Regions from separate parts of the Homo sapiens genome. Here region 1 is linked to region 2. A link is a loop called in an ENCODE intact Hi-C map of the cell type or tissue named here. Cell type or tissue: chondrocyte. All regions are shown on one strand. Links, peaks and the distances in the headings refer to the core of each region. The heading gives the core; the rest is flanking DNA. Region 1 has its middle 26 kb from the start of HTATIP2. Region 2 has its middle 11 kb from the start of MIR4486.

Region 1 (10,109 bases), core at 1,157-9,156, 770 kb before region 2:
ACCCCCAGGAATTTTTTAACCAATATTTGTGGAAAAATATGTTTAAATTCTCATTTGCCCTGACATGTAATCTTATGCAGGCTGTGAACTACATTCTAGGCAAGTGACTAGAAGACATCTAGCAGTTATCTGTGTGCATGTGTGTGTGTGAGTGTGTGTGTGTTTCAAGAGACGGAAGCTACTATGTTGCCCAAGCTGGTCTTGAACTCCTGACCTCAAGCCATCCTTCCACCTCAGCCTCCCAAGTAGCTGGGATTTCAGGTATGTGTCACCACACTGGGCTCTATCTGGATATTTTCAAAGCACATCTGAGTGGATAAAATAGACTATTTCCAATTAGGCTTTTTCCTTTTCAGCCTCAGATACTTGCTTTTGGGGGCCCTCGAGTCTCTTGAGAGCAGAGGAGCTGAAGGTTCAAGTGACTGAGGGGCTGGGGTGGAAAAAGGTCTGGCAGAGATGGACAGAAGAATGGAGGAGGTAGGAGCTTGAAGGGGGACATATCAAAGGATTCAGGAAACTGAATGGAAGATTGAAAGTGGCAAAAGGATGAAGGAGGAGCAGAAGCAAAGGGAAGGCAGAAACTTCAGAGGGGCCAGTTTTGGGAGATCTTAAGTTTCCCCAAGGAGCCAATGGAGTTCCAAATTATCCTCAGCAAAATTGTGCCAACAAGAAGGAGGTGGACATCTAGTCAGCAGGGGCTTGAGAAGGGGATTTCAGTTAAGTGAGAAGTTCCCATGGGAGGAGCAGGATTAAACAGAGAAAACAGAGAAGACTTAAACAAAATTGGTTCCATTAGGCCCTGAATATCAGCTTCCAATTAGGCCAATTTCTGACCATAGATCTTTAAAAAAAAAATTCTTTCAAATATCTTATTATCAAGTTTTAGCTGGGACAAACAGTAAATATCTCTGGCAATACTGAACTTCTTTTTAAAATAATTTTTTTGAAACTAAAGGTATCTATTTCAAGTGACTCAAAACAAAAGCCAATAAGCCTTTTATGACTTACAACCAACAAGACTTTTATAGCTTAACCGTGGACGCAAGAGTCATCTTCAAAGAGAGTGCAAAAAAGGCAGCCTTTCAAGATCCAGACCACTCCCAAAGATAGCCACAAGAAAGACAGACTTAGATGGCCCTTCTTGAGGGCTGGCAACAGTCAGTAAGACATTAGCGGAGAATGAGATGCAACCTACATTTCCATCAGGCCATATTCTCAGGGCCAACAACCTGATGGTTGACTGTCTGCACATTTCCCTGGCAGGCAGAAAGCCAAGCCAAGCTCTCAGGATGCAAAATGAGATAACTAGGAAAGCAGTAGCTGTCTCTGGCATGGAAAGAATCAGTAAACAAGATGTACCTCAAAACCAAGTTAGCCAAATGTGCAAGAATCATAATCCAAAGAACTAATGTTTGCAAGTTTTTCTTCTGCAAATATGAATATGGAAAAGAAAAAGTGACAAGGAGAAATTTTTACCTTTGTCTCTTAACTGGGTGCTACAAACAGAGATCTGAGAAAGCTGACTTTGGGAGAATGCTTACCTTTTTCTGGCTTTTGTCAGTTTCCCTGGATCCCATCAGCAGGATCTGAAATGAGTGAGGTGTCCAGCCGTCCCTTTGTGGTCACCAGAAACTGTAGGGGAGGAAAAATTTCTTTTTATCCTTCTAAGTTCTCAGCTGGGGCCTCTGTAACAAAAGGCAGATTAAGAAGAGAAAAGCATACAAATTTATTTAATGTAAATTTTATGTGACAAGGGAGTCTTCACAAGGAAATGAAGATCAGAAGTGGTTAAACCTGAGCGTTTTTTGATTTGTCATTTTAAGACGGAGTCTCGCTCTGTCACTCAGGCTGGAGTGCAGCGGTGCAGTCTCAGCTCACTGCAACCTCCACCTCCCACGTTCAAGTGATTCTCCTGCCTCAGCCTCCTGGAGTAGCTGGGATTACACGCACCTGCCACCATGCGCGGCTAATTTTTTTTTTTTTTTTTGTATTTTTAGTAGAGATGGGGTTTTGCCATGTTGACTGGGCTGGTCTTGAACTCCTGACCTCAAGTGATCCACCCACCTCGGCCTCCCAAAGTGCTGGATTATAGAAGTGAGCCACTGCTCCCGACCAAACCTGAGTGTTTTTATGCTAGGTTTGAAAAGTCATGGAAAGTTAGGAAAGTTGTGGGAAAATGTGATAGGACAAAAGTAACAAACTGGGGGAAATTTAGCAAGACCTGTTCATTCATATTTCTTTTGGTGTCCCTTCATCTTTAGGAATATGGATATTCCTTTCCTCCGGGTATAGAGTAAGGTACCTCTCACCTGAAGGTCTATAACCTGCTTCAGGATAGAAGGGCAAGGGAAAGTCAGAGAGTTCCTCCTACTGTTTCTCAAATTACTTCAGCTTAAAAATATTCAATATGCCAAGCTCCTATATTTTGGGGTAATGTGTCTTTGGGGTAGGCATCCTGAACTCCATTATCTCATGTAAGCCATCATGCCACCTTGGGAAGATCTATCAAGGAGTGAGGGCAGAGCAGAAGTAAAGCGCAGTCAACCAACAGAGAGAGAAATTGGGTCCTAAGGCCTTGTTTGCTATGATTATGCAGGCCGGTAAATTCTTTTCTCATTGCAATCTCTTGCAACAGAAGTAATCCAAACTGACGTGGCAGTTATATTTATTAATTTCTTACTTTGTGTCTATCCCTGTGCTAAGCGCTTTCCATGTCTTATCTGTTTTATCTTCTAACTGTCATAATAGCTCTATTAAGTAGAAATGAGATAGGCACTACTATTTTGGGGAAACTGTAAAAACCATGAAATAACTCATCTGAGAGCACACAATTTGTAAACGGAACAATCAGAATTTGAATCCAGTTTCAGGCTTTTCTTATAAAACTAGTATTCCCAGAAATGACACAACTACTCCCTAATGTAATATACATGCTCTAAAAAATATGACCTTGGTTGGTTGTCGCTCTAGGTAAGAGTAGCACATTTCTATCTATTCAAAGTTTCATTGATTTCTCCTTTCTCTGGGTATTGGTCAGGGTCACCATAGTCGAAGCCACCAAAATTTATCTCTCATTTGCATATTGTGCTATATTACTTGCCAACTGTCTTACTAGAATGAACATTCTATGAAAGCAGGAACATTGTTTTGTTCACCGTTGCATCCCTAACACCTAGAACAGTACCTAATCACCAAGGCATTAAATAATATGTTGCATGAGTGAATGAACAAATGTGGATCAGCTTTCCTTGACTATATTGGACAACTTGGAGAGCAAGAGAATACTTGAGAATGTTACACGCTTGATAATATTGATCGGAATCCTTTTTGTATCTTCCATATCTTCATATTGTAGAGGCTGAATGCACTTGGTCACACATACATACATGCAGGCAGGTATGCACGCATGTTAACAGATAGATACGTCAACTGCACTCTTAAAACTCACTTGTTTCTCTCAGCTTCCACAGCAGGATCTGAGAGCATCTGGTTAGTGCCTTGAAACTGAATGTGAATGTTCCCAAACCCTGTTCTAGGCTCCTTTGCTAAGAGCAAAGCAGGGTCTACATTCTTGGCACTGTTGTGGTGGAACTGGCCCCAGCAGAGGAGCCTGAGAGATCTGAGGTCTCATCCTAGCTTTGCCACTTACTAGCTTTGTGGCCTTAGGCAGAGCCTTTTATGTCATTGTACCTCCATTTCCTTGGGCATAATACAGGAATAATAATTCAGACCCGTTTATCTCCCAGCTTTTTGTGAGAAGCAAATTCTATGGCTATGAGAAGACTGAAAAACCAAACAGGATATTTAAGAGTATAAATTGGATTCATACCATTTCTGGGTAAAAGAGGTTAAAAATCTCATTTTGATGCCTAAATCCCTTATATTTATTGACTGTGTGGGTAGCACAGGATTTGACTGAATGCAAATTGAAAGCAATTTAGCCAAATGATTTGGAAGAAAGAAATCTGGTTGAAATTAGTTGGCTCATAAAACAGATTGGTCAAAATAACAGTTTGATAAAGAAAACTTGATTTTCCCAATTATTGGTTTTACAATAATTGGTTATTTGGTTTTACTTTGATGGGGAAGTCTTTTCCCATCTTTTGATATTATTTTTTGCCTTAAGGAATTTCTTAGACTTTTAAAAATTTTACCTGTTTAAGTCATTTTAAGGACATTTTTGATTTGGGTCTTTCATCAGTTTGGCCATGTATCAAATGTTCCTCTCAGGAGATCTTACTAGCATCCATTAATTATTTATAACTGGGAATTCATAATTGAATAATTAAAAAAATAGATTGCCGGAACACACTCAACTTCTCAGCTTGATAAATGTTGGAGTTTCCCTTTCAAACATTTGGACTCTCGGCAACTGGCTGCTTTTGGGTCCCTTTTACCACTTTTATGCAATTTGCTGTTAAGAGAGAGCAATGAAGGGGAGAAAATCTTGAGTGCAGGGGAGGAAGCAGTCAGGATTCCAGTGTGGACAAAGACACTATTATCGGCTAAGAGCCTTCTAAAACCTCCATTTAAATTTAAAACTAGCGGGCAAACTCAACTGTTGAAGTGGAAGAGGAAAGATTGGGTGGGAGGAAGGCAGTGAGGGGATATGCATCAAGCCGTAAACTCCGTGGAAAGCACAAGAGGGCGGTGTAACGCTAAATATTTCAACACCGACTGCTTGAAATCCTAACACTTGGACCTAAACATTACATTAAAATTCAAAGCCTTGAGATAAGAACTATAGCATCTATTTATGAGGCCATCAACAAAATACTTGCAAGTGGTTTTTTTCAGTGCTTTTACTAGGAAAAATTGAAATATACACACAAGTAGCAAGAGTTGTATATTGAATTCTCACGCCCATCACCCAGACAAAATAATCAGCAAGAGTTCACCACCTGTGCTTCATCTTGCCTTTCTTCTTTTCTCTAACTTTTTTTTGGAAGTATTTTAAAGCAGATCCCAGACAGCATGTTATTTTGTCCCTACCTAGTTCAGTTTGCATTCCTGAAAGGCATGGAGATTTTTCTATTTTACATAAATATAGGCCATTCTCACTCTTGACAAAGTTTCTTGTTATTTTAAAATATCCAATTCATTATCCAATAATTCCAGTTGTCTCTAAAATATTGTTTTCTAGTTTTGTTTGAATCCGTAACCAAACAAGGTCCATAAATTGTATTTGGTTGTTCTATTTCTTGTCTCTTTTAATCTAGATAGAACAATAGTCACCCTTTCCCTTACCCTCATGCTTTTTCTGATGCCACTATACATTCAAGAAAGATCCAGATTCTGGATTTGCCTGTTTGATTCTTCATAATGTTTAGAAGTAACTTTTTATATTTTTTTAAGCAAGAGTAAATAAATGTTGTATTCTTAATAGATCGTTTAGGATTCTTAGAGTATTTGGATTGCAGATCTTGGTTTTATGCTGTGTTACTCTTAAACTCAACAGCACAAACTATGAAGGCAGATAGAACCACGTTTAAATCCCAGCTTGGCTGTTTAATAGCTGAATATTCATCAATCTGAGCCTCAATTTCTTTATTTGTAAAGCAGATGTCTTGGGACATATGATTCTTGGGAAGATTAAATGACAATTTATGGTAAGCTCTTGGGACATAATAGCTGTACCATAATTGATAACTATTATTGATAATTGTTAATTTGATAGTTAATAATTGATAACTATTTGATAATTGATTACTATTATCACCAAACTGTATTTTCATAATGCTTACCATTTCTGAACAAGACAGGTAATACACAATCTGATGACAATAACAGACAGTTCATTTTCATTCTCAAGGGTGAAAAGTGTAATTAGTTTAGGTCTGCCACATTTATTCTCCTGCTGAAAATCATTTAATGACTATGGAAATCAGTATAACTCATTCAAATATAGAAATTAGTGTTCTGTGGAGCCATAGCAAATGAAAATGTCCTGTTATGTGTTAAGATGTTAAAGAAAGATTTATGAGTAGAGACTAGCAAGCCAAGAATTTATAAACCCATTTTTCTTGTCAAATCTCAGTACCTGATCCAATAACAACAGTAACCATAATAATAACAGCCCTTATTTTTCCAATTGACAAGACTGCCAAGCTCTAATTGATGAAAAGAATTCACCTGGTGATCCAACAGTCACCCTGCCATAATGTCAATCATAATAAATTGCAAGGCTGCAGATGAAGCACTCAGAAAATAAATATTGGCTGTTGAGGGTTTAAAGGAAAGAACACCTAGGACTGGAGAGTCACTGATGCTCCCGACTCCACTGGAGATGATTGTGTGAGATGTAACATTTAATACAAGTAGTAGTATTCTGCATGTTCAGAAAAATTTCGATCACCACTATTGGCATGGACTAATTCAGTCTAAAACAAAAATCCATTAGGGAATTGAAAGTAGAAGAACTTAAGTCTATTCTCAAATTGTGTATAAACAGAAAGAGGAGAGTGAAGTTAGCTGCTAATATTTTAAGTGTCTTTTATTGACCTGGAATAGTCTATTTACATACATTTTAAAAATCTTACATTTAAATTAAAATATAGCATTCTGCCTCCTATCCTTTTTGGTACAAATCCAACTACATGTAAATAAATAAAATAAAATGAAAATATACTAATTGCATTTTAAAATAACATGTGCTTATTATGTTAAATAATTGTGTATGCTTATTAAGAAAAAAGTCCAATACACAAGCATTTATTTGAAGGTAATATAATTTGGCAACAGTTTTGTTATTATGCTGATCCAATAAAAAATCAACCCTATAAATGCATGTTACGTTGGAGATGATGATTCACTCTTCCACAGTAACTTTGAAAGTATCTGCTTTAATTAGCACTGCTTATAACAAAAGCATCATTCTGTTTTCTAATGTGCTGTAAAAATGGATATCAAAATTATTCTCTTAAATGTATTGTACTTTTGTAGTGAAATTCATACTGCAAATATCTGACATGCAAGGACTATATATAAAGGACTATAAAATAAAGAACAAAAATGTGTTCCTTATAGGAAAGCTTGATTAGTTTCTACTTTTCTAACTAATGATTTACATCAAACCTACTGCAATCCAAAGAGACAAATGGTAATAAACTGGACAACTGTGGTCAGTGGCCACATAAATAACTTCATCTGCAAACCAAATCCCTCAATTTAAAATTGGATGGCTCTTTCCCTTGAAATTACAAGAAGGAGATCATACCCTTCCAACAAGGCCAACATGAATTCATTTGGTTGTTATTACTGTCTTTCTCCGGGCAACATAAACTGCCAGAGAATATTAGTCCTTTCGTAGTCATGTTTCAAAAGCAGACCTAATTGTTGGTAAAACATGCTAATTGTCAGAAACAGATGCTTGAAGATGGGTATGTCATTTTTGACAATGTAATCAAAGATCTTGTAATGATTATCTGCTCTTGAATTATGGATTCCAGAGTTCCAGAATTTCAGTGTTGGAGGGACCTTCAAGTCTCTTTTAGCTCTTCCTCTAGCGTCTACCCAGATTAAGCTGGAGACTCTTCTGATCTTGTAAAACTCCCCACAGATGAAGATTCTATTCTTTTTTTTTTTTTGTCTTTTTTTTTAAGACAGGGTCTCACTCTGTTGCCCAGGCTGGAGTGCAGTGACATGATCTCAGCTCTCTGTAACCTCCACCTCCCAGGTTCAGGCGACTCGCCTGCTTCAGCCTCCCGAATAGCTGGGACTACAGGCATGCGCCACCACGTCTGACTAATTTTTGTATTTTTAGTAGAGACAGGGGTTTCACTATATTTGCCAGGCTGGTCTCGAACTCTTGACCTCAAGTGATCTGCCCGCCTTGGCCTCCCAAAGTGCTGGGATTTCAGGTGTGAGCCACCGCGCCCAGCCGAAGACTCTATTCTTATCTTACTAATTGATTTCAAGAGTTTACTAACACAGATGTTTAAGTTCTTTCCCAGAGCCCAAAGTGAATCTGATATTTTTGTAGTAGTCTCCACAAACTTCCAAATGTGTACACCATGCTGTTGTAGAAAGAGCACTGAACTTGGAAGCAAAAGACCTGGATTTGACACTTCCTATTTGACCTTTGACAACTCCTTAATCTTTCTTGGGTTCAGTTTCCTTATTGGAACAGTGAAGCTAGTAATTCTTCACTAATCTATCTCAAAGGAAGTTGTGAGAATCAAATGAACAAAGATATGTAAAAACACATAACAATTGTAAAGTTGCAGACTTTTAAGTCTCATGATATTTAGGAAGTATAGAAAGAAGTAAAACTTTAGGTCTTAAGTATTTATTTTGCTACGGATTTTGGTTATGATTGTTTTCAGTTTACATTAGACATACCCTTTATGCAGGGGTCTGATCCCCAGGCCTAACATCTACAAAATTTCAACATCCATCCATCGCTTAGATTCTTTTTAAGCATATTGGGAGCTGTGAAGTCATATAAATTAAGCTGTTGCAAAAATGGTTAGTGCTATTCTATTAAGAATTACAGTGAACCACCTGTTTCAGAAAATCCTGAGGCTACATTGTTTAATGAGGGCTAGGCTGAGTAGTTTTTCTTGGAAACTATAAGGCATATCCTTTATGAATGAATCTAGTTTGCAAGGAACTTGACTACACAGAGAATCATCTGATCCTAACATGGTAGTCAGCATCCCCAACTCAAAAGACCATATTGAAATCAAAGAAGCAAGGAGAGTATCTGCCATTTGTATAGTGCAGTTTTCTAAGTTCTTCCATATATTACAAATAGAATGTGTAATATGACTTACATCATTGGAATAATCTCAGTAATTTGAGAAGTGGCAACAAAAAGTAAGGAAGTAAATGTCATAAGTTCAACCACTTAAATATCTTAAGGCAAAACTGTAGGGAGATTAAAAACACAGATGTAAAAAGTGTGTATCCAAACTCAGGTGTGATACTAACATCCATCAGAATACAAAGCTGTACCATTTATGCAATGGAGTGGAGATTTGTACCTTCTCCTCATTTGTTTCCTTTTTCTCATTCTAACTTTCCTTTGGAAAACCATCACTCATTGCCTAGCATCCATACACTTTGGGTGTTATAGACGTTATACTTTGGTCCTGGGGTGGGCTCTGATTGCTCTCAATCAATCTGGTTGATCCTTACTTCTTTGACATTATTCAGGATTGGTCTAAGCACAGTGAAACTCAGACCTGTGTTTGAAGGATGCGTAAAGCATCCTCTTTTCCAGGATGTGAAGGAGAAAGCCCAGTCTTCTGCTGTCAGCTATCTTAAGACTATGCCTGAAGCCCACCTAATGATAAGTTCACCCACACTGAAGAGCAGGGTGGAGAGGTGTGTGGAGAAAAGAGGTGAAGCCTAAACCATCTCATGGCTTATCAAGTATGAAAGCCAACACATTTTCTGCATATTTAAGCTACTTTGAAATGGATTTTCTCTTACTTGCAACCTAAATCACCCTAAATGATATATTTAATATACAAAGCACTTTTTGGTTTTGTTGTTGTTGTTTTGCTTTTTGAGGCAGGGTCTTTCTCTGTGTTATCTAGGCTAAGTGTAATGGTGTATCACTGCTCATTGCAGCCTCAACCTGCTGGTCTCAAGCGATCTTCCCACCTCAGCCCCCCAAGTAGCTGGAACTACAGATGCATGCCACAAAGCCCAGGTAATTTAAAATTTTTTTGTAGAGATGGGGTCTCACTATGTTGCCCAGGCTGGTCCTGAACTCCTGGGCTCAAGTTATCCTTCTGCTTTGGCCTCCCAAAGTGCTGGGATTACAGGTGTGAGCCACCATCCCCAGCCATAAAATACTTTTGCATCATATATTGCGTAATTGTACATTCACAATGACTCTGTAGAGTGGGTTTCACTGTTATTCCCATTTTACAGAAGAGGAAGGGAATCTCAGAGGTTTATGACCTGCATAAAGGCCATACCAGGCAAGTGTTGGAGCCAGAAATTGAATCAGGTGTTCTAGCCTAAGAGCAATTGCTTTCTGCTCTACCACGTCATGTTGAAAAGCCAAATTAAAGGCAGATTTTTGGGTTTTTATGACCTAGGAAGCATATAAGATTGTTTAATTATTAATATTATTAAAAATGGCAGGCACAAATTAT
Region 2 (10,109 bases), core at 911-8,910:
AAATGTAAGTTAATGACTTTGGCCCAATAACTCCTAATCAGATCCACTTAGATTAGAATTAGAGAGACCTCACCTTTGCATTCTCAGAGTGTGGCCAACGTGAATGGGGAGGTGACGTTAGCAGCACAGACTTGGGTTCTGAGACCTGGCTCAGCCTTATGTAACTAAGACCTTGGGCAAGTGCTCACCATCTTTGCTCCCCTTCCTTCAATGGGGGACTAAAGAACCGGGACTAGACCTACCTGGGAGGTGCTTTCATAAGAAGTCAATGAGATCAAGTCTGTGAAGTGCTTAGCAGGGTCTGACACAAACAGTGCTCCAGGAGAGAGCCTCTTATGCTCTGGACTTCTGGGTCAAGTTGGCTTTTGCCACTGTAAAGATCCATCTGTACAGCTTGGACATCCAGAACTCACAATCACAATCCAGAACTGGGCTCCAGACACACCCTCACCTCTAACTCTGCCTGCTCCATGTCCTTCCTCGAGTGTGAATCCTCCCAGGCTTCACATTGATTCCACAGCCCAAGTCTCTCACGTCTAGAGCCTCTCTCAGGGTCTCAGTACTGGAGCTCATTTCTACAAAAACTATTTTTACTGGGCATCCTTGCCTGAGCCTAGAGATCTCTGAGCCCCCAAAGACAGCCCTGGTGGCCTCCTAAGCTTCACAGAGTGATACTCAAAGGAAGAATGTGAGCTGTGGCTTGTGCCAAAGCCTAGAGAAGAATGTGCCAGGCCAAGGGAACAACAGGGGCAAATGGGCACAGGCACTGGTTCTCTGACTTGCTCATTCATGTTTCATCCATTCAACATTTACCGAGCACCTACTGTGAGCCAGGCGCTGCATCAGCTGCAGGATCACAGCTGTGAACAAGCACCTGCCCTCAGAGAGTGCACAGCCAGGGGGAGACAGAATATGAAATATGAAGTTACACTATAGTGTGATCGGTGTTAGGATGCGAGGGTACACAGAGCCCCTGACTGGGCATGAGGCAGGGTGTATGCAGCCTGGGGAGAAGGTCAGTGATGGGAGACCCCTCGGAAGGAGGAACTTTAACCTGAGCATGACTGTGAGTAGGTTCCTGGAGGATTTTCTTTTTGAAAGAGAGGGTAAAGTGAGGAAATGAGTTCCAGATTGCAGAATAGCCTATGGAAAGACCTAAAGACAAGGAAGAATGTGGTCTATCAGAGGGACTGAATTAAGCTCCAGGGCTGGAGGTTAAAGGGCCATAGTGAGATGTCTGAGGGCCAAGGCTGGGGACAAAGGGGGGCCTGGCTCACCAAGAGTCTTAGAGCTACAGTGCAATGGTTAAGCTCACAAACCAGGGAGGCAGAAAGCCTAGAATTAATGCCCTGTTCAGCCACTTACTAGTTGTGTGACCTGGGGCAAATCACTCAACCTCTCTGGACAGTGCTGATGGGAAAAGAGAGAAGGGAATAAATGTGAGAACATTACAGAAATAAATCTGCAAGATGACTTCAGGGAACCATATACATTGGTCCAAAACATTGCATGGAAAGCCTCAGTTTTGCTCTCTAGTGGGTCGGTTGTCCCCTGGGATCACCACTTAGGATGCAAACTACACTTCCCTTCCACAGCCCTGGCCTCCAATCCTCACCCAGTGTGGATCACTGGCCAGCCTTTCTTTCTTTGGCTGCAAGAAGTCCACAGTCAAAAGTGAAAAGAACCAGTTGCACCCGGTCATCCTGTCCCCGGCAATAGCTGGATGTTCAAGAGAGGAGAAAAAGAAGTATCTGTGAAGCTGTCAGCAGGGAAATTCTGGAACATGGTGGAGACAGAAATATTTACTTTGCAGGGATAAATATTACAGAAACAGCCCTCCATCATCCAGTCTCTGGTCTAATGTAGATTTCTCGTTCCAGAAAGGTATCCTTATTGCCTGCAAAAGTGACAGCTGCAGAAAGTGTAGACCTTTTTCATAAAACAAATAAATGCAAACAAATAAACATAATATATGGAAGATTCTTTCTCACAGGCAATGGTGAAAATACATGGATTTGAGTTAGGCCTTTGTGGGTGTGTCTTTCAGATCCTTGGTGACCATGGGCCAGTTATCATGCCCCTCTAGACCTTAGTTTCCCTGGATGCTGGACAGAGCATATGTAAGTATCTTCACAACATGGCTGTGAGGATGGAGTGTGCCCAGGATAATGTCTGGTGTTTCATAAATATGGATTCTCTGTCTCATACTCATCTTCCTCTCTATAGCATGAACTTCCTACATAACCGGCAGTTCTGGAATATCTGAATCCACAAGCAGCTCCAACCAGCTGCCTGAGCTCCCTGTCTCAGGCACAGGGGTGGCTGCCAAAATGACACAAAGAATCTCAGTAACTGAGCCAAATGGCGTTTGCAAAACTCCTCAAGTTTATGGATCACCTTGAAGTTAAAGGTGGAATTTAGTCATGGTCTCCTTTTGACTCAGAGAGATCTTTACAAACTGGAGATCATTTGCTTGTCTGTAACAACTGCACATTAAAATGACCACCTTGGGCTGGGAGTGGTGGCTCATGCCTGTAATCCCAGCACTTTGGGAGGCCGAGGTGGGTGAATTGCTTGAGACCAGGAGTTTGAGACTAGCCTGGGCAACATGGTGAAACCCTGTTCTTACCAACAGCAACAACAAAAAAAATTAGCCAGGTGTGTTGGCGTGCACCTGTAGTCCCAGCTACTCAGAAGGCTTAAAGGTGGGAGGATTGCTTGAGCCCCAGAGGTTGAGGCTGCAGTGAGCTGTGATGGTGCCACTGCACTCCAGCTTGGGTGACAGAGCGAAGCCCTGTTTCACAAAAAAATAAAATAAAATAAAATAAAATAAAATAAAATAAAATAAAATAAAATCTCCTTGGATAGCTCTTCATGCTGCAGCCCAGTGTCCTGCGGTCTATCCATAGGTTGCTGACATTACAATTCACCAGTGCAAATGAGAGCAAGCCCAGAGCTCCAGAGGAGAAACACGAAGTCGCAAGTTCTTTTCCTCCAGCTGCCATTGGATGCCAGGCCACATCGAGCATTTCGTCTTTAGATGGCGAGACAGCCAGGAGGAAAATTGAAATGTCTGCACAGTGTTGTGTACATTGCATGACAGTGTCTTTGAAAAGCACATCTCATTGGGTGCACACATGTTTGCACACAGACATGGTTTATTTTAATGGTGTATTCAAAGCAGGGAGTGGGCTGTAGTAGTCATTTTACTGGCATTAATTTCTGTGGAAAAAAAAGGCGGGCTGTCAATTTATCACCATAGGAAAATCAATGAAATTTGAGCTTATTCCAGATACCTATGAAAGGGGTGGTTAAGGGAGAGATCAGTGATGCATGTAGCCCTTCCTCAGATGTCCTGACTCCTGGGTTCCTGGGAGCAGAGCCTAGCAAAGAACTGGTGTTTTCAAGACTGCTAATTACAAGCAAATCTCAAATTCAGAATGTGATCAAGCCACTACCGAAGCTCTCACCAAAGGACTCTTGGATGAAGAGGGAGGAGGGGACCTTTAATTGGAGAACAAATGGGAATTTGAATAATTTGAAAGATTAGGGAAATAGGAGAAGAGTACTTCCAAGGGTTTCGAGGCAGTGCGGAGTAGGAAGAAAAGCATGGGCTTTAACCTCAGCCACTGGGCTTTACAGATTTGATTGATGTAGGAGTAAACATATGTAAAAGGACAGCGATGGATCCCGGCAACATACTGGGCACACACTAGGCGGCCGGTGCCATTATTACCTTTTTCTGGAGAGGGGGCAGGCAGGGTCTCACTCTGTCATCCAGACTGAGTACAGTGGTGTGATCTCGGCTCACTGCAACATCTGCCTCTTGGGTTCAAGAGATTCTCCTGCCTCAGCCTCCCGAGTAGCTGGGATTACAGGCATCTGCCATCACTCCTGGCTATCTTTGTATTTTTTAGTAGAGGTAGGGTTTCACTATGTTGACCAGGCTGGTCTTGAACTCCTGACCTCAGGTGATCCGCCAGCCTCTGCTTCCCAAAGTGCTGGGATTACAGGCGTGAGCCACCACGCCCGGCCCAGTGTCATTATTACTTTTGCTGCTCATTGGCTGCGTGGCTCTGAGCAAGTCACCCGACCTCTTTGGGCCTCAGCCTTCCCCTCTGTGACATGCTCCTGGGGAGCCCGGTGGGAGGTACAGAATAGCACACGGTGGGCACTCAAGCGGCGGCGGACCTCCCGGCCCCCTGATTTCTAGGGGACGGCAGGAAGGGAACTAGAGGGCAGGTCTGGACACTCAGGCCCCGCCCCGCCCCTCAGCCCCTCTCGCTAAGTCTGGTGAGGCACCTCACGCAGTTGCTCCTCCAAATGGAAAAAGAACACGACGCCCAGATCAGAGCTCTGCCAAGAGTCTCCTTAGAAAGGCCCGGCAGCCAGCACTCTGCCGAGGGCCTGCCAGAGCCCGACTGGGTGGTGAAAATAAAATTAACAGCTAATGAGCCGCTTCCTGAGGCTTCAGGGAAGAGCCAGTGTCAGCCAGCGCAGGGTCTCACTTTTTGAGCAATTAGAGGAAAAGCAGGATTCTGTCTTGTGAGCATCACCAGATATTCCTGTCCACAGTGGGGGGAAAATTCGAGAAGAAACGCTGATCCCAGCCTCAGCCCATTCCCCCAGAGAGCGCCCCACCCTCAAGGATCACCAGCGCTATGCCCTGAAATGTGTTTATGCTTCCCCCTGCTGGTGGCTCTTGTCACTGCACTCCCCAAAGCCCCCGCCACAGAATGGGTAGGCCAGGCTTCTCACAGCCGCTCATCTTCCCTGGAGGGGTAGGGGTCGGGGGTTCAGGTGGGGACGGGCTCCTGATTGCAGAGGCTGCAGCTGGCCTCCATGTGAACAGGTGAAGACAGGGAATGTATCTAAAGAACGACATTACAGTAGCAGCTAATATTTATTTGTTCAATATTTAATTTATTAAATATATTTGCTTTGCTTTAATTGATTTGCTTAATATTTATTTGCAAGGTGCCAAGCCCAATGCTAAGCATTTTTCCTGCTTTACCTCCCTTAACTCTCTCAATAACCCTGTGAGGTAGTTATTACTATTCTCTTCATGTTACAGGAGGAGTCTGAAGCTCAGGCATGCTGAAGTTCATACATCTGGTAACTGGCAGAGCCCAGATTTGAACCCAGGCAAGCTTAACTCCAGATCTTCCATTGTAGTGGCGGTTCTCCAACTTTTGGGGGCATGTGAATCGCTTGGGATACATATTAAAATGCCCCATAGACCCGGGATTCAATGGGTCTTGGGTAAATAAAGCCCAGGACTCAGCATTTTAACAAGCACATTGGTGAATTCTGGTGTAGCTGATTAATGGATGCTACTTCAAGATTTACTGCAGCCCACCAGGTGCATCCCGATCCAAGGGCTCAAGTAGCAACCAAGGTGTTCATTTTACTTTACAGTTGTTACAGACAAAAATCGACTCTGGTCTATAAAGGTCCCTCTGTGTCAAAAGGAGACCATGACTAAATTCCACTCTTAGCCTCAATATTCACAAAGATCTAGCCTAAGTGTAATGGGGTTCCGACTCCTGAGTCCTGGCACCCAACTCTGTATTACTGGTAGAGCTGTGTTTGGGAAGAGAGACTGGGGAAGTGATGGAGAGCTGGTAGGGAAGGTGTTGTCCTGACTATTGGGCAGGCGTGGGAAATTCACTTCTTTTCCCTGGTCTTGGTTTGTCCATCTAAGCAATGAAAAGATTTCGGATCTTCTCTAAATTTTGAAAATTCTATCTGCCCACAATCCAAACTTTTGTATTTCTTTTGTTTTCCTGAGAGCTCTCATAGCAATCAAACTGAGCTATCCAGTGTCCCAGCTTCTGCTTTCTGATAGGTCCAGATGTTAATTGGGTCTCTGCTGGTAATGTATTTAATACCTTCTCTAGGTAGGTGAGGTGTCTTGGCAGGGCCTACTCCATGTTTTGAAGGTGACATTATTTTAGGACCCAGAGAAAACTCATGAGATTAGATGGATAGACAGAGATTCCTTGACATCTTACTGACCACACCATTAATACATATGATTGGCTCTGAATGGAACTTGGTTATGAAGCAACCCTGTCTTGTAGGTGCTACTGATGCAGATCTATAGACTAGGAGACATAAAACCTGGGCTCTGACCTGAGAACTATTGCTTTAGTGCTGCGTAAATCCACACCAGCACAGGGCCTTCATTTTTCTCTTCACAATGAGGCATTAGGCTTTGTGGTACATGGTCCCTTTCTTCCTGGATTCTGAGATGTATTAGATCAGCCAGCTCTGGGCAAGCCATGTGTCAGAGGTCTAATCCCTAATCAAACATCTTAGAATCCTATTCTGTTGCTGATTTAGTGCCTAAGCTCCAGGGCTGTCAAAACTTGAAACTGAAAAAAAAATATGAAGAGTCAAAAACATTAAGTGAAGACCCAATCCATGTCTCAAAGAGAGAGTTTATTGTAAGTATCTTATCCTGCCCTAAAGGATGCCCGGAGCCCCCAGAGATGCCCCAAAAGCTTGAGGCCCCAGGGGCTACTCTGCTTGTCAACAAGACTTTCCACCCTCTGAGAGCGGATTTGCCCCAAAGGGTTGGTGGTCAGGCATAATAACTTGATTCTGTCATGATCCACCTCACAGGCAGGTGCCGTCTTTCTATATATGGATGTTGCGAGACTAAATGAGAAAATATAGATAACACTTGGCACAGTCAGAGTTCTGTAACTGTGGATTGTTGTGATGGTTTTTGTTATTTTTACTAGTTAATCCTTATAAGGGTATCTGTAAAATGGGTATATTACCACTGCCAGGGAAATGGTTGGAAGATTAAATGAATGCAGTGTGGAGGCACGAGGCCCTCACCCCCAGAGGCTTAGTGCCTGCATCTCTGGATGGGGTGACACCCAGGCCCATCAATGGCAGGAGAGAAGAAAAGCCTGAAGTAGAAAAATGTTGGAGACCTCAGCCCTCATCTCCAGGAGCCCCCTTCATCATCCCCAGGGATGGTAGCCTGGGGCAGTGGGGCAGGATCTCTTCTTAGCCAAGGCCCAGTGGCAACCGTAACTGAGCCAGACTTGCAGGCTGTGGAGCCTTGGCCAAGTCACTTAACCTCCCTGAGCCTCAAGGGGGTTAAAACAGAGTGCAAGGCAGAGGTCCCATTCAAGGAATTCAATGCCAAGTGGTATAAGAAGCAGAAATCTTAGGAAGGGCTTCAGATAGCCACAGGCTATGGAATTTGGGATCCGTGGCAATTTAACTTAGATCTCAGGGAGTCCCCAAACACATATCTAAATTAAACAGAGTGATGAAGATAATTAACTTACTGATATCTAGTAATAATAGGTGCTTACACAATGTTCACTGATTAACAAGAGAAATTTACTGAATATATTGTACTAAATAGCTGATGAAAGCAAGGTCAAGTTCAAGTGGCCTTTGCTATAAGCCTTGGATTTCTGAATTTCATATATGTATGTGAAGGTTGAGGCTAGCAAACACAAGGGCCAGACAATTTCCTGATTTTCCCAAAATAACAGGTGGGCCCAGCAGTGTCCCCCTTCCCTGGTTTCCCGCCCGACTCTCCGTGACTGGTTAGGAGACGCTGCACCCAGATATCCGGCTTCACTCACAGCTGACCACACTGAGCAGTACCGTCATGTGAACAGAATTAGTCATCATTTTGATGAAAGTGAACAATCAAAGGAAGAAGACCCAACACACATTCTGTCTTTTATCTTCTATCAGAAATGCCTCTTTCTGACCTTAGAGACCCAAGCTGAAATTTAGAATCGGAAGGGATGGTTGAGGTCATCCATCCAGAATTTGCCAGGTGTATTCAGAAGAACACTGGTCTTAACGGAAAAAGAGGGTCTGAGGTCAGGGAAGTTTGGAAAACATTGCACATATATCCTTTCCTGCCCTTTGAAATTCACTATGCAGCCAGGCACTTAAAACTCTTGGAAGAGTCCTGAAGAAAGAAGCCTGTTCAATTTTGTTTAACCCAGAGTTTCTCAAACTTATTTATCTTTGGGACCTTGCTGTTGATGCACTTTCCTCTTGCCCACTTAGTGTGTACTGACATGAGCATTTCTTCTATCTGGTCTACTCTATTCATTCCCAGTATAGCTGTAGTTCCTGAAGTCACCTGAATGTGCAACCCATTATCTAGACCAGACACTCAGAAAGATGGAGTAGCTTACCTAAGGCCATATAGCTAATTATTCTTAATAGTCATAAACCAATATTTGTATAGCAATAAAGCTCATATTTGTACAGTGCTTTAGAGTTTTCTATAAACTTATATTCACAGCATGTTGTTTATCAAATGTGATAAGAGCTGCAATGTTGTTGAAGGCATACTCCACATCAGGGCTTTTACAGGTATGACCTCAGTGGCGCTTCACAGCAGACATCTGAGGCACATTGCTCGTTATAAAGGCGAAGACACTGAGGCTCAGAGACTCCAATTAAAGTGCCCAAGGTCACACAGCTGGCAAGTAGCAGAGCCAAGACTTGAATCCAGAAAGTTTGATTCCAAAGCCATCCCCAGTGCCCCGCACCCCAGTGAGAACTTGTTTTCTCGCAGGCAGGAAGCAGATGTCTCAATAGCTGATAACCTGGGAATCTCAGGGTTTGTCTAAAGCTTGTGATTAGTTATCAGATTTCTCAGGAAGCACATCCTTACTCTTTTTTTTCTCTTTTTAAGTGGAGAAATCACCAAAGGAGGCCACAACATCAAGAAAATAGTCTCTTTTACCACCGATTCTGAGCAAAGCAATGAAAAACAGCTTCAACAAAAAGCTAATTAGAAAGTCATAACTTGGAAAACCACCAAATGCAATTCTGATGAGGATCAAATTTAATAAAAGCACAGCTTCTGGTTCCTGCAGCTAGAGCGAAGCAGGCACGTGAGGGGAATGGCTAAGGCAGACTCAGCTAGAGAAATCGGGATTCCAGGTACACCAGGCAGCACTCCAGGCTGTCCATCTATCCGCCCCCAGGGGGAGAAGGGCTCAGGCAGCTTACTGAGAAGGGGGCTCTGGAGACACTCACCAGGGGCAGACCATGAAAACCAGACTGGCCCTGGGAAAGGGAGAGTGCCAGAAGCTTCCGAAGAAAGCACTTCCCATCCCCAGGCTCCTTTCCTGTAACAAGGTTCCTGGGAGTTTCCTTACTGCACAGATGAGAATGGCTTGTCATTAACATTCACATCAATAGACGCTTCTTGAAGACTTGAAAATGGCTATTGCCTGTGGGGATAAGCATGTGACCCCTCCTGCCATCCACCCTCAGCCACCCTAGTGCCAAGGAAAGGAAGCATGAATACAGATTCTACCAGCAGTAGACACATTCTGAACAAATGAAGTTCAAATTAAAATCTCAAAATAATTCATGCTCCCATAATGCTTTATAGGTGATAAGATGCTTTCTTGGGCATTTCCTTATTTAGTCTGTGCCATAATTCTATTTGGTGGTTGTCTTTACTATATCCACCTGACATCACACAAGGAAAACAAGGCTCGGGGGTTAAATGACTTGGCCAAGGGCACAGAGCTTACAACAATGGTGCCATAGGAGAATGGGCTTTTAATTCAGAAAGACCTGGGCTTCAATTCTAGCTCTGTCCTTACCTGACATGTGATCTTGGGAACAATCTCTGTAGCCGAGGCACCTCAGTCTCCTCAGCTGTGAAGGTGGCTTCCATGTATGGAGGACTTTCTGTGTGCCAGGCACTACTATAAGTACCTGTGGTAGGTGGTTTGCAAGATGGCCACTAATAATTCCTCCCATTCTTGCATGTGCAAGTCACTCATCTCATCAAGAGGAGAGGCCTGTGTCTCTCTTCCTTAAATCTGGGCTGGCTTTGTAACTTGCTTTGACTTATGGAATATGGTAGAAGTGACTGCTGTGCCAGCTCCCAGGCAAGGCGGTAAGAGGCTGGGAACGGCCTTTAGTTCTCTTGGAGTCCTGCGCCACCATGTATAGGGCAAACACACTTGACAGCAATAACATAAACATACCCTGAGAATGGCCCTGTATGGCACCTGTGTGGGACTTGAATGTGTGTTCCGAGACAGGGAATCCAGGGATGGCCAACACAGACATTCATTCCTTGTCTATGA

Evidence for each region. A loop is a pair of places that touch in the nucleus more often than their neighbours do. Peaks named below come from ENCODE experiments on the same cell type or tissue, not always from the same donor. Only the 100,000 strongest peaks of a DNase experiment are listed, where the experiment ranks them.
Region 1: a loop joins it to region 2, with 4 times the contacts of the local background. A loop is called at or near these places in 2 of 110 quality-filtered maps.

The regions. Positions count from the first base shown.
Region 1 is chr11:20,332,276-20,342,384 of GRCh38, reverse strand. No RefSeq gene overlaps it. Among named protein-coding and RNA genes, the nearest start is that of HTATIP2, 26 kb to the left of the region's middle. In chondrocyte, for the core only: CTCF peaks have their summits at 4,444 and 4,647 (motif pointing right); no DNase peak of the experiment used is centred there.
Region 2 is chr11:19,558,779-19,568,887 of GRCh38, reverse strand. It overlaps a transcript of NAV2 not described here. Among named protein-coding and RNA genes, the nearest start is that of MIR4486, 11 kb to the left of the region's middle. In chondrocyte, for the core only: a CTCF peak has its summit at 4,684 (motif pointing left); no DNase peak of the experiment used is centred there.